Linked DNA regions of Mus musculus: region 2 is linked to region 1. Evidence: chromatin contacts called from ENCODE Hi-C or POLR2A ChIA-PET data. All regions are on one chromosome and are shown on one strand. Each heading gives the region's core, a stretch centred on a gene start or an enhancer-like site at or near the end of the contact. The rest is flanking DNA. Distances are from core to core; before and after follow the strand shown.

Region 1 (6,677 bases), core at 1,122-3,621:
AGTAACCCTGCTTCACCCCTGGAAACTTGTTCCCCAATTACAAAATACCATCAGTGCCGCCCACAGCCTCAAAGGCATCACATGATTCTTTTCATAAGGCCAGTAGACAAAGGCCAGAGAACCTCTCTGTTGATGGTTTCTCAGAGTCAGACCGAAGGATAGGTAGGGGCTGCTGAGATGGTGCTATTAGGAACTCAGAGTGGATGTCAGGGGCTGTGGTGGGGTGGTGGGGAGGAGAGGGAGTGCATTCCTAAAGGTCCCTGCACTGCCTTTCAGCCTGGGAACAGCAGGACTCTGGGCTTTGGGCCAGAGAGAAGATGGAGCTAAGGGATCCAGACAGGTGTCGAGCAATGTATTCTGCTCGGTGTCTTTTCTTCCAGAGCTTCAGAAAAGACTTACTTTTACAGTATTAGGAGGAAGGAAGAGAGAAAAAGGAGGAGGGGAAGGAGGGTGGAGAATTTTCTGATACCAGCCGGCTTTCCAGAGAAAATACACTGAGCAATGGTGCCATCCTGTGGCTATATGCAGGAATTGCAAACCCCCCCCCCCCCCAATTTTAACTGAAAGTTCAAGAAAACAAGCAAGTAGTTCCTGCTTTTACACTAGGCGATTATAAGTTCATTCTTGGTATATTCATTCACATAACTATCTAAGGGAAATAACTAGTGTTTGGTACGTGAGTCAATACTAAATGTAAGATTCCTTCACACATTCAGTAAATATTTACTAGTCTTTATGATGTGAATGCATTTTTCTAAAACCCTTGGACCCAACTGTAAGTAAAAATATACATTCTTGCACTTGACATCTTAGCTGGAGGGGAAAATATTCTTACCAGAGTTTTTTGGGTCACAGCCTGGCAGTCCAGCAACCTAGGCGTGGTCATCTCCCTCCCCTCTCAATAGGCCAATCAGAGAGGTGAATAACATCCATCGAGAAGAGAAAGATGTATTCAGTGTGGTCGCACCAGCAAGAGGAACAAACAGCTCCCATAGCTCCCAAGCACACTGTGGGGTCCTGACATGAAGTTCAGGATTAATAAGAGGACACGCGGTACACACTGCTGAGCAGTCCTGGGCAATGAGTGGCCCTGCCTTTCACACCTCCAATCTGTCCTCCAGGTGGGCTTGTGCAGTTGTTAGAGCTGTGTGAAACAGCATTCTGGGACCCATGTTCCTCTCTGCCTCCATCCTTTCTTTCTCCTAGCATGAATATCTTGGGGGATTCTAATCTCATGGCGACCATTATTTCACTAGAGAGATATACAGGACCTTGTGTGTGTGTGTGTGTGTGTGTGTGTGTGTGTGTGTGTGTGTGTGTGTTCAGAATTGTCTAGAATAGCTTCACCTGTCAGGGGCTGGAGATGTAACTCAGCTTGCAGAGTGCTTGTGTGGCATGCAGAAGAAGCCGGGTTCAATCCTGAACACTGAAGAAACTATGAACTGGGTGTCGGTTGTGACGTGCCCATAATCCCAGCACGTTGGAGGTGGAGGCAAAAATCATCAGGGAAGTTAAAGGTCTTCTTCAACTAGAGAGTTTGAGGTGGGCTTCGTATGCATGGGACCGTGTCCCAAAATAAGCAAACAAATAAATAAAATAGAATATTTTTGTTCCTGCTAAGATAGTTACAATATAGACGATATAAACTGTAATGGGAACGACAACATGTTTAACATTAGGAAATGAGGCGGGGACATCAGCCTTTCAGACAGGGTAGATTTTCCTGAGAAGGTGGCATTTGTGCAGAGGCCTGAGAAAACAGAGAGAAGGCCAAGGGGACATTTGAGGGAGGGCTGCCCAGCTCTCCGCAGTAACTCCAAGGGTGAGTTATCAACTAATAGGAGTCAGCTGACCAGGTGGACTGGGGCTAGGCTGACAACCTTTCTGTCACTAGTCCCCAAAGCTCCCCCTCCCCCCTCCCCACCAATACTCCCCTAGCAGAGCATGTGGGAAGTCATTCTGGATTCTCAGGACCTTTGGCAGACCACAGTCTGACACTGACTCTGGACACCGGAAACCCAACGCACTTCACTGAGCGTTCTCTCTGCCCCAGTTGTTGGCTTCCTTCCTTCTGTGCTGGGTGATGATTCTACAAGCCTGCCTTAGCTTACATTGAAGGCCCCAGACCATCATCTGAATGTCTCCCTGAGCCAGCCAAGTTTTTAAAAAAATATCTTGAAGCAATTATTTCAAAATATAATCCTACGTAGAAAAATCTAGCTAGCGGCCAGTTCCTGTCCCTGGCAGATTATTTAGCGCTTCTCCTTGCTGTCAACAGACATACTTTCCAGGCTTGCTCCCCGGGCATCACCCACAGCACAGAACGGGGGCGGGCTGCAGGCAGACCCGCGCCATTTTCCCGAGGACTCTGCTTCTGCCGTCAGGAAGTGCGTTGTTTACAGCTGGAATTGTTCCGAGCCAGATCGCTATCTCCACTGTTCCACACAGGAATCCAGGAGTGTGAGCTAAGCATTTGCTGAGTGGCCTCTGGGTAGATGAGGGGACTGGTCTCAACAGGTTACTTGACTCAGGTCAGAAAAACTTGCAACAAGAAATCTGAGAGCTGCGGCTGCATCCATCACGCCCATTTCAGTCTTGAGCAGCTGAGCCTGGGCAGCTTTTTCCAGACAGCTTTGGAAAGCCAAACTCAAATGACCGCTGCCGAACTAATAGTAATAATAATGAAAAGAAAGGAAGGAAGGAAGGGAGGGAGGGAGGGAGGGAGGGAGGAAGGAAGGAAGGAAGGAAGGAAGGAAGGAAGGAAGGAAGGAAGGAAGGAAGGAAGGAAGGAAGCAAGCAAGGAAGGAAGCAAGGAAGAGAGAAAGAAAGGCAAATCCAGAAAATCCCATGTGGGCGTTGGGTCCCAGCTTCTCTGTGGAGCTAAATCTTTTCCAAGGCTGCAGCAGCTACTTTATTTGGGCATGTTCCTGACAGGAGAAGCTGGGATGTTTCATCCAAAAGGAAGTCAGTCGTCTGAAGGGAAGGACAACTTGTTCCTTGTAACCTTCAGTGTAGGACAACTTCAGCTGAAGGCAGCTGTGTGCTCCTGCTCTTGGCTTTTGCCGAAGAACTGACTCTTGCCCAGAGGGACTTGTTCTGACGGATGCTATCACATGCCTTGTGTCACTGCCTGAGTCTGGGGAGAGGCAATATGGAGCATTCTTCTAGCCAGGCCTGTGCCTGGGCCTGTGTGTGAGCAAAGAAGGCTGGCTAGCCATCCACCGCCTTGATGTGAATCCAGCCGATCAGCTGCCATACCACTCTTACCCACAGTCCAATCATTGGCAGCCAAGGAGTGGAATTATTGATGTGTCCTTTCCTTGCTGCCAACCTCCAGCAAGGGTCCCCATGGCCTCTGCCTTTGTAGGTTTTCACGTTCTGGAAGGTGAGCCTTGGGAGAATAGTATGGCCTAAGACAGGCAGAGTTGGATTAGTGAAGGATTCTTGGATGCAGCCGTGGGACTGTAAACAGCTGCAGCATTTCACAGATCCCAGTGTTTTGGATGAAACCCACCCCAGGCATTGCTACAAATCACTTAGGGTTGAGGAAAAACCCCTTTCATTCCTAAAAGCCCTGCTAAGGGATAGAAATAATACTGTCACCAAGCCTCCGAAGACTTTTTAAGGAACATACGTATACACACATACACACACTCGAATTAAAAAAAAGAAGAAAGAAGAAATTGTGTATGTGTGTGTGTGAGTGAGTGAGTGTGTGTGTGAGTGTGTTGTGTGTGTGTGAGTATGTGTGTGTGAGTGTGTATGTGTGTGTGTGAGTGTGTTGTGTGTGTGTCCCTACTGAGGTCAGAGGACAATATTTAAGAGATGCTTTTCTTTTTCATCAAATGAGTCTGGGAGAATCAAACTCAGGGTATCACAATTCATAGCAAGCGCCTATACCCCTGAGTCATCTCAGTGTCCCAGAGTTCTGCATTTTAGAAGCTGTGGCCTTCTCCACCCACAATTCTGATGCAGGGCTTGCTTGGTTATTCTTGATAGACATTGACCTCAGCTCCATCCAGAAGTCAGGGGTGCTGTACTGCCATCAATCTCCAGGCACTTGTCTTGGTTGACAATATATGAAGCCTGTTCCTTTGCTCTCAACACTACACCACATCATTATGGCTGAGGTGGTGACAAGCACTGTCCCCTAGTCAGCAAGCTCAGGCAGCCCAGGCCTTGGGCTCTCCTAAGGGTGGGGTCAGTCATTTAGCAACCCTTTTGCTGAGGACAAAAGAGGAGCTCACATTCTTGAAGTTTTACCGCAACCTCCAGGGTACCAGTGAGCCCCTACTTAACAGCCTAGAGGTTTGTTATTTTAAATGTCCTTGACTATGGTCTGATGGGCATCTTTCACCCAGTACCTCACCTTGTATTAGAAGCTATGGGAACTTGTCCCAGGCTCCGGTCCTTTCCCTGACTGGCTTCTGGGACAACCCAACCAAACTTTCATTTAGAGATTTCTAGACTGCCATGGGTGGGGTTCGGTTTTACAAGCCTCTGGCTTTGTGCACAGCAGTTTGGGAGAAGGAGCTGGTGACCACTGCAGACTGATGGAGAGAATCAGCCACCATCTTGTAACCAGAGGCCATCTGACTAGGTGGTAGAACAGAGTGAGCTGCTGAGTGGCCATCTTGGAGCAGCTTCTGTGTAGAGCCTTCAAGAAATATGAATTCCAGTGAAGCACAGCTTAGACCCATTTATATTCCCGGAAGAGACGGAGATCCTGGGGGTAAGCTGGCTAGCTAGGCTGGCCAAATCAGCAAGCTCCGAGTCAAGCGAGAGACCTGCCTCAGTGGATAAGGTGAACATTGACATTAATCATTGACCTCCACATGAGCCTGCATAAACACACAGACCACCTGTTGCAGGAAATATTTTAAAAAAGAGAGCCGGCATAGTCCACTTGTGCCGGCACCAACGGGCCACAGAGGGCATGCTAGCCGGATGATCTCAACTTGACTGTCTCTCTGCCTGCCAACTCTCCGAAGGGGCTGGATCCCCCAGGTCCTCTTGCTGCCACACAATGACTGCCCACCCCACAGTCAGCCATCACAACACCTAATTACCTGGTAGAATCAAAACTCTTAAAGCTTATAATTATGGTTAACCAATTAGATTTATGTATCAATAAAATCACAATTTACAAGATGCCAACACAATAATTTCAGGGCCAATTTATAATGATAAAAGCTTTATCCCAGTTATTCTAACCTTATGATATCATAACTACCTGTGACCTGTTCCAGCCATGCTGGTTCGCATCTACCTCCATTCTCCTACCCTCCGCTATGCTCTCTGTCTCTGCAACTGTCCAGTCACAGGCCTCCTGCTGCCCTAATGTAATTGGATGGGCAAATCCTGCAACAACCACCTACACACATTTAATCACAGACGTAAACATGAACACACACACACAAACACAAGCATACCACACACATACACATGCATAGGACATGCAATTAAGATTATTCAGGAATGACTTGTGGCTTTCTGAGGCTTGACTGTGGGGGCAGTCTGAGCTCTGTCCTAACTTCATGCTATTGCTTTTAAAGACAGTGGGAAAGCACCTGTGGAAACAGAGCTGTTGAGTCACCAAATTAGAATTAACCTGACCAGCTGCAATGTGAAGTCTCTGAAGAAGCTGATACTGAAGTCAAATGGGGAGGGGGGGGGCTCATCCATGCCTACAAGATACTGAGAATCGCTACCAGAAAAACACTGTGTGGTGAAGAAACTAAACATGAGACTGTTTCCAGATAAGAATCTACAAGTGACTCACTGACTTGCATAGTATTTTGGAGATTGTTAAGCAGATTATTTTCATCAGTATTGGGTCAAGGCTGGATGCTGATGCCAATACTACAGATGCTTCAGTCAACTATTTTAACACATTGATTTATTGGTTGTCAGAAAATAACTTATGGCTGGGTGTAGTAGTCCATACCTGTAATCCAAGCACTCAGGAGTCAAAGACAGGAAGAATATGGTTTTGAGGCTAGCCTGGGCTACAAAGCAAGTTCAAAGCTAGCCTGAGGTATGTAATGAGTTGCCTCAAAAGCTCAGAGATGATGGGTAGTTAGTGTCAATTGACAGTGTCTAAAATTATCTGAGATATGAGCCTATGGGCCTGCCTGTGGGGGAGGAAGCTTGATTATGTTATCTAAGATAGGAAGACACACCCACTATGGATGGCTCCATTCTCTCTCTCTCTCTCTCTCTCTCTCTCTCTCTCTCTCTCTCTCTCCCTCTCTCTCTCTCTCTCTCTCTCTCTCTCTCTCTCTTTGGTTTGTTGAGACAGGTTTTCTCTGTGTAGCCCTGGCTGTCCAGGAACTCACTCTGTAGACCAGGCTGGCCTCAAACTCAGAAATCCACCTGCCTCTGCCTCCCAAGTGCTGGGATTAAAGGCGTGAGCCACTCTAGACTGGAATCTTAGCCTATATAAGTAGAGAAGGGTGCTGGGCACCAGCGTGCATCCACTGTTCTATGAACACAGTGTGACCCACAGCCTCAAGTTCCTGATGCCTTGACTCCCCCTGCTATGATGGGCTGTAACCTAGAAATATGAGCAGAACAAACCCTTTCTCCTTTAAGTTGCTTTTGACAGAGTATTCTATCTCAATAACAAGAAAAGAAACTGAGACAGAAAGGTCTAAAGAAATAGCTCAATGTATTCA
Region 2 (6,677 bases), core at 1,968-4,467, 200 kb before region 1:
GCTCAGACCCCAGAGAAAACCCCAGGTCTTGCCTCCCTTTTGTTTAGTGACCCTCTGTAGCTCTCCCTCTCTCTCATCCAAGGGCTCCAGGCAGCTGGGGTCAAAATACCTTCTTCCGCATTGCAAAACATGGCCAGGACTGAGATGGGAATGAACATGTCTGCACTTTGCTGGATGGAGAGAGAAGGGAAGCTGAAACCGCTGAAACCGTCGAGCTGTGCTGGCAGAGGGGAAGCTGTGCGAAACCTCCTACCTGCTCAGAGACCCGGCACTGGGCAAGCTACAAGTCAGTCCTGCATCCCAAGCTGCTGCTAAGGCCTGCACTCAGACTCTCTGGTGGCAGGATCTGTTCTCCTGTCTGGTGAGATGGAGGAGCCCAGGCACACAGAAATAAGGACCGTAATCAAATGTGGGCACACATGAGCCGCTCGCATAGCAACAGCCTCACGGTCTTGTTTTTGTCTTGTGGGAAATGAGAAATGAACAGTAGGCAGCGGAAGGTACATTATAGGGCTTAAACTCGGTGGGAATGTCTGTATTTATCCCACTGCAAAAGCTTCAAGTGAGTCACTATGGAAGGAATGAAGGGGGTGGGGTGCTAGTGCACTGTCTAGAAGGCTAGGAAGCTTACAGAGACCTGCTGGACCCAAGAATAAGACAAACAAGATGCAAAGCAGCCCCCTGGGAGCCCACTGCTTCTCAGTTGTCTCTCCAGCTGGGAGGGCCATGCCGTGCTAGAAGGCAGACAAGTCATACCTCCAGAAGTGGGAGAAGGTCTTATGTAAGTGGGGTCCCACCCTGCAGTCAAATACAAACTCAGCTACAGGGGTGATCCCGAGGACAAAGCAACTGAAAGCCGACAAGGTCACTGTGCTGGCACTTGCTGTGAGGCCAGCCTCAGCTACCAAGCAAGACTTTGTTTCAACAAAACAATAAAAACCACTCCCTGTGGCATGTGTTCAGTAATGTATCAGAAAATGTAAAAGTATGTTTTATTTCACCCCAGGGCACCTCTTCATTGCCGTAGACCAGCCCAATGAGCTGAATATCCTAAGTGACTTATTGGGTGACTTCATTTGGAAAACCTTAAAAGTAATTTAAAATGTAAACTTTCCTCTTATTTTTTGTTATGTGTATGCGTGTGTCTCTATAGGTTCCCACAGGCCAGAAGATAGCATCAGCCTTTAAGCTGAAGTTACAAGGTGCTAAGAGCCAAACTGGTTCTCTGCAAGAAATGCTCTTTAAAATATATTAGTAATGTTTATTTATGTTATTACTTATGTGTGTGAGTGTTTTGGGTTCATGTATGATTGCACACCATGTGCATGCTTGCAGTCTACAAAGGTCAGAAGAAGGTGTCAGATCCTACGGGACTGGGGTTAATAGACATTTGCAAGCTACTGTGCATCCACAGAGATTAAATCTAGGTCTTCTGCAAGAACAACACATTTTCTTAACCTTGAAGTTAGTTTTTCAGCCTAAGCCTCAAGTGCTCCTAACTGCAGAGTCATCTATTCAGCCCGTATATTTTTAAAAAATACTTATGCGTGCATGCATGCACACACGCGTGCACACACGCACATGCACATGCACACACACATGCACACGCACCCACACATGCACACACATACACACATACTTGTACACGCATGCACACATACACGCACACACATACACACACATGCACACCCCCCCCACACACACACGCACACACACACATACACACATACATGTACATACACGCACACATACATACACACACACACACACATATACACGTACACGCGCGCACACACACACGCACACCCTTGCCTGAACATATGGATGCTCACCACATGCTGTAGGAGCCCAAGTAGGTCAGAAGAAGTGCCAGCTCCCCTGGAACTGGAGTTGCAGTTGTGAGCCAACATGAAGATGCTTGGAACTGAACTCAGCTTCTCTGCTACAGCACTAAGTGCTCTGAACTGCCAAACTGTCTCTCCAGCTGCCCTTAAAATTTTTTTTTTTTATTTTTGACACAAAAACAGTACAGAACATCTGTGTGCTTCTCTCCAGCTTTCTTTAACTGTGTGCTAATTATCAAGGCAGACCAGCCAGCAACAGGAAATCAACATTGCTATAGCTGCATTGCTTACCGGGGACTTGGTTGGCCTCTGGCAAACCCTCAGGTCCGTCTGTTGTTGCTTAGGCACCTTATTTATGGCCCCACATGACATTTAATTTTGTTTTCTCCTTGGTCTCCCATCTGCTTCTCAGTCTTGTCTTTCCATGTCTTCATGACTGATGTTTTTGGTCAGTATTGGTTATTCATAGCATGTTCTTCAGTGAGAGCTTGTGTTAGAGTGGCTTGGGTGTTGTGTAGTGTACAAGAATACCACAGAGCCATGCCAGTGCGTGACATCAGGTTCGTGAGATTACTGATAGTACTCGCTGGGTTTCGCCACAGTAAGAAACTTTGTAATTAAGACAGTAAGAAACTTTGTAATTAAGACACACGTCACGAGGGGTGTTTGTACATTTGAAATGTACAGATAAACAAAGGCATTAGTGTATGCAGTGTCCAGAGCCTGGCATGTGACAACTGCTCAGCAGTGATTAGCTTGCTTCTACATCAGTGTGGCCTCTGTGGGCATCTGCTGCTCTGCTGTTTCACACTCGCTGCCCATTGTCCTGTGCTCAAATGGGCCCACTCCAATAATCACTGGCTATCCGTTCCCAATATCTGTGGATATTAAGGATAAATGCCTTAAGGGGTCAGAAAGGCTGGGCATGGTGTCATATGCCACAACACTCAGGAGGCAAAGGCTGGAAGATTGCTGCCAGGTTAAGAACCGCCAGGCAAGACTATATATAGCAAGATCCCACTTCAGAAAACAACCAAGCAAACCAAGACAGGTGAACTCAATGTGGGGGCATAGGAGGCAAGTAGCAGGTGGTCCTCTGCTCTGTGTGTCTAAGCTAGCAGTGTCTTGCCTCATAGGGAGGGTGTGGTGCTGGACCACATCCCTTTTGCTGGAGGTCTGGACAATACCCTGCTGGACAGGATAGAGAGAGAACCCATATAGCTGAGTGCTTGAGGCAGGAGTAAGTCCCAACTGGCTAGGACAGAGTTGCTGCAAGAGTAATCTTTAGGAGGAGGGCCAGGTTGGGTGGAGAGAGCCCCAAAACCTGTGGGAAGCTGCCCCTTCCAGAGCAAGGCAACCTTGGCCTGCTCTCAGAGTAGCCTTCAGAGCTGAGTCCCTCTCTGCTGTCTCAGCCAGCGGGCAGGCAAGCACAGCAATTATGACTGCTCCTCAGGAGGCCCCTTCTGTACCAGCATACAACTTTATTTACAGGATGGCTGTTCTTGGCAGCTTTCTTCTCCCAGACACTCTTCCTACTTTGGAGCGTTTGGCTCTATTTTTACCCAGAGATGGGATGATTCTCATGTTTGCAAATAGCTGCCATGGAGAGGATTGTGTGGCTGCTGCTGTGGCCACCAGGTAGCCATCCTACATCCTTCGCTTGGAGACAGATGCGCCTAGGATGTGGGATGGGGGTGGGGGTTGGGTCTGGGAGGAATGACAAGTGCCCCTGTGTGACTTGCCCACGGTCTTCAACATGAAAGCTACTTTTTTGCTTGATTAAATGGGGGTAATAGAGTTACTGGCATCTTTCTGGGGACCTTAAGGAAGCTTATGAAGCTGAGAATCAGAGCTGTGCATCTCTGGAGCAGTAAGTAAGGCATGGGAGAGCCTTTGAGCTTTCGATCTGTATTGTCCTGGGCTTCCTGCCGTGTGAGCTTCCTTTTCCCTTTTTTGGCTTAAGCTAGCTGGAAGTGGATGGTTTTGATCATAATTGAGACCATGAGAGTCCAGTTGCTTTCCTAAGTTTGAGGTTGAATCCAGCTGCAGGTGCTCCAAGATGTCCACAGTGAGGACAGCTTGTGACCTACTCCTGGTTCCTGGAAAGGGCACAGATATACTGGTCTTGAATCAAAGAACACAAGTGGCAAAAAATAGGAAGCCATGGGGATGCCCTTCCTTTTTCTTCAGATGAGTGCCGGGCAGGTCTGGAGACTCCTGGATGAGGAGATCCAATTTCTCACTGGGTTTTAGACTCATCCTCCGCACGACATTGGATTGCAGTATGAGGCAAGCAGGAGAGTTCTACAGCCATGGAGGGTTCTGCCTGATTTCAGAGGAGAGCCTGTGAGCATGCAGCAGGTTGGAATTCCTGTGGGGATCCCCTGAGGGGACGAGGTGGGAAGCTGTGAGAGTAAAGAAAGTTCTAGATGCCAGGATTGTGGGACACCTGCCAAGAAAAACCACACAGATCAAGCTGTGCCAGCCCCAGAGAGGGTACAAATGATGAGGCTGGAAGGCTTGGTTTTGCCCATGTTCTCTGAAGTCGGAATCGGATACAGGACACCATTCTTTATCCCGAGCTTTTGTCCCCTCCGGCAAGAACACACTCAGGACAACCAGAATCTTCTGCGGCAAAGCTTTTATTGCTTACTTCTCAGGAGGGAAGACCCCGAACCGGGAAAATGGCGCTGCTTATATAGCCCGCAGCGTGACGTTTCAGCACCTGATGTGGCGTGACAGCTCCTGATTCGTTGCTCGCCCATCACCCCATTACTACTCCGCGAGATGGGCAGTGACTAGGCGTGAGTTCACTCATGCACATGCGCATAAGGCTTGTTTACTAGTTAGGCGCAGTGGAAGCCAGCGCCATCTTATAATGGCGATTGCTCACGGCACAGCTCTCCACAATTCTTGACCCCGTCTGGTTTGCTTTGCTTTGCTCTGGTATTAGGAATGTTTACTCTGTATATCTTGGAAGCATGCTAAGTGACCTTTGACTTCTACAGTTCAGTTAAGGGTTTACCTTGAGTCCCAGAGGACGCTTCGATTTTGGACTTTTGGACAATGCTGGGACTTTAAACTCTGAAGAGTGGGTGCATTTTCCCTGTGAAACAATACAGGGTGGCTGTTATATGTCGTAGAGTGCTTGTGCTTGCTTGTCACGCTGACGGGGTGGCCTCAAGATGCTCTATTACCAAATTAATTGGGTTGAGAAGGGCCTTTGGTGGCTAATAAAGCAGATATACAATTGATTACATGTGGGCCGTGGTAATGGGGTGGGGGAGGGGCAGTGGGGGAAGAGCTGATTATGGTGGCACCATTTTGGAGTTTGGGACCACAGATAAAATGACAAGGAAAATGTAGAAAACCAGCTAGTGGGGTTGAAGAGATGGCTCAGAGGTTAAGAGTACTTATTATTCAATTCCTAGCACACACACATGGCAGCTCACAACTATGTATAATTCTAGCACCAGGAGATCTGATGCCACCTCCTGGTCTCTGTGGGCATCTACACACTTATGTACACAAACTCATGCAGCCCACATGCATACGTATAAGTAAAAAATAAATCTTAGAAAGAAAAGAAGGAAGAGGGAGGGAGGGAGGGAGGGAGGGAGAGAGAGAGAGAGAGAGAGAGAGAGAGAGAGAGAGAGAGACACTGAATTACCCATAAAGCATTCCCCCTCAGAGAGAGAGAGAGAGAGAGAGAGAGAGAGAGAGAGACACTGAATTACCCATAAAGCATTCCCCCTCTGGGTCCTACTACATTGTCCCTTATTTCTGTGATGTATTTTGTCAGAACAATAAAAAAAAAAAAACAGGAAAGTTATATCTTAGTAAATTTGTATTAGAATAACATTTAATTGACCCTAAATCAATAAAATGTCCATGGGCCCCAATTCCAATTCTTGAGATAAGGGTATCACACTGAATAAATTATACTGCTCCTCTTTTTTTTTTTTTTTTTTTTTTTTTTTTTTTGAGACAGGGTTTCTCTGTATAGCCCTGGCTGTCCTGGAACTCACTCTGTAGACCAGGCTGGCCTCGAACTCAGAAATCTGCCTGTCTCTGCCTCCCGAGTGCTGGGATTAAAGGCGTGAGCCACCACGCCCGGCTACTGCTCCTCTTATATCAGTTGCTCTGAAGGTCACTGGGCATCAGAAATGTGCTTTTACTATGTCTCCCAGAATGGGATGAACTTCCCCTGACCTTCCTAGTGCTATGTGGGGCAGTGGACCATGCCATCAGACAGAAAACTTGGCAAAGTTGAGCAGATTCGGAAATCCCAGTACTCTCATGTCTGAGTACAGTAGGCATTTCCATCTACTCCCGATCAGGGTCCTGTCCTGGATCACAGGACCACGACACTCCATGGAGAGGACTGTGACAATCAGTCACACAGGGGCAACACCCGAAGCCCCTCCACACGCAGATGAGGCATCTCTAACATCTCAAATCAAGCCAGGAGAAAGCTTCTGCTTTTATACCCCAAATCACCCCCAAATGCATATAAGACCCTATCTATCCACAAGGACTAAAGTGCACGAGCTATTTCATCAAAGACAGTCCAAGAGTGTCTCGTCTGTCGAATAGAGCTGTAACACTGGGGAAGAGTTCTCTCCTGAAGCTTTCATTGTTGAAAGCTGCTCCAGCCTATCGACCTCACTTCCTGCTCAGTGGCCCTGACCTTGGCTCCTAGCCTTCAGCTGTGCTGCACCCCTCAGCTTCCAGCATCCCAATGCCTGCCACAGACTCTGGAGCAGCTGCAGCGTTGGAAGTGAGATTGGACTCCCTCTCCCCTTCAGAGAGCTCAACTCTTTGGCGGATCCA

What was found. A loop is a pair of places that touch in the nucleus more often than their neighbours do. ChIA-PET counts read pairs that join two places held with the same protein, here RNA polymerase II (POLR2A).
Region 2: a loop to region 1 is called in a map of left cerebral cortex, with 2.8 times the contacts of the local background. The contact joins two enhancer-like sites. A Hi-C loop is called at or near these places in 3 of 37 maps with a recorded cell type or tissue (T-helper 1 cell, T-helper 2 cell and left cerebral cortex). POLR2A ChIA-PET finds 5 or more read pairs at or near these places in 2 of 5 experiments (Patski and embryonic stem cell).

The regions. Positions count from the first base shown.
Region 1 is chr11:22,625,530-22,632,206 of GRCm38, reverse strand. No RefSeq gene overlaps it. Among named protein-coding and RNA genes, the nearest start is that of Gm12052, 17 kb to the right of the region's middle. Within about 2 kb of position 2,371, at least 3 of the 3 ENCODE cell types and tissues checked have a DNase peak (open chromatin) inside an H3K27ac peak, as active enhancers do.
Region 2 is chr11:22,824,398-22,831,074 of GRCm38, reverse strand. No RefSeq gene overlaps it. Among named protein-coding and RNA genes, the nearest start is that of B3gnt2, 32 kb to the left of the region's middle. Within about 2 kb of position 3,217, at least 1 of the 3 ENCODE cell types and tissues checked has a DNase peak (open chromatin) inside an H3K27ac peak, as active enhancers do.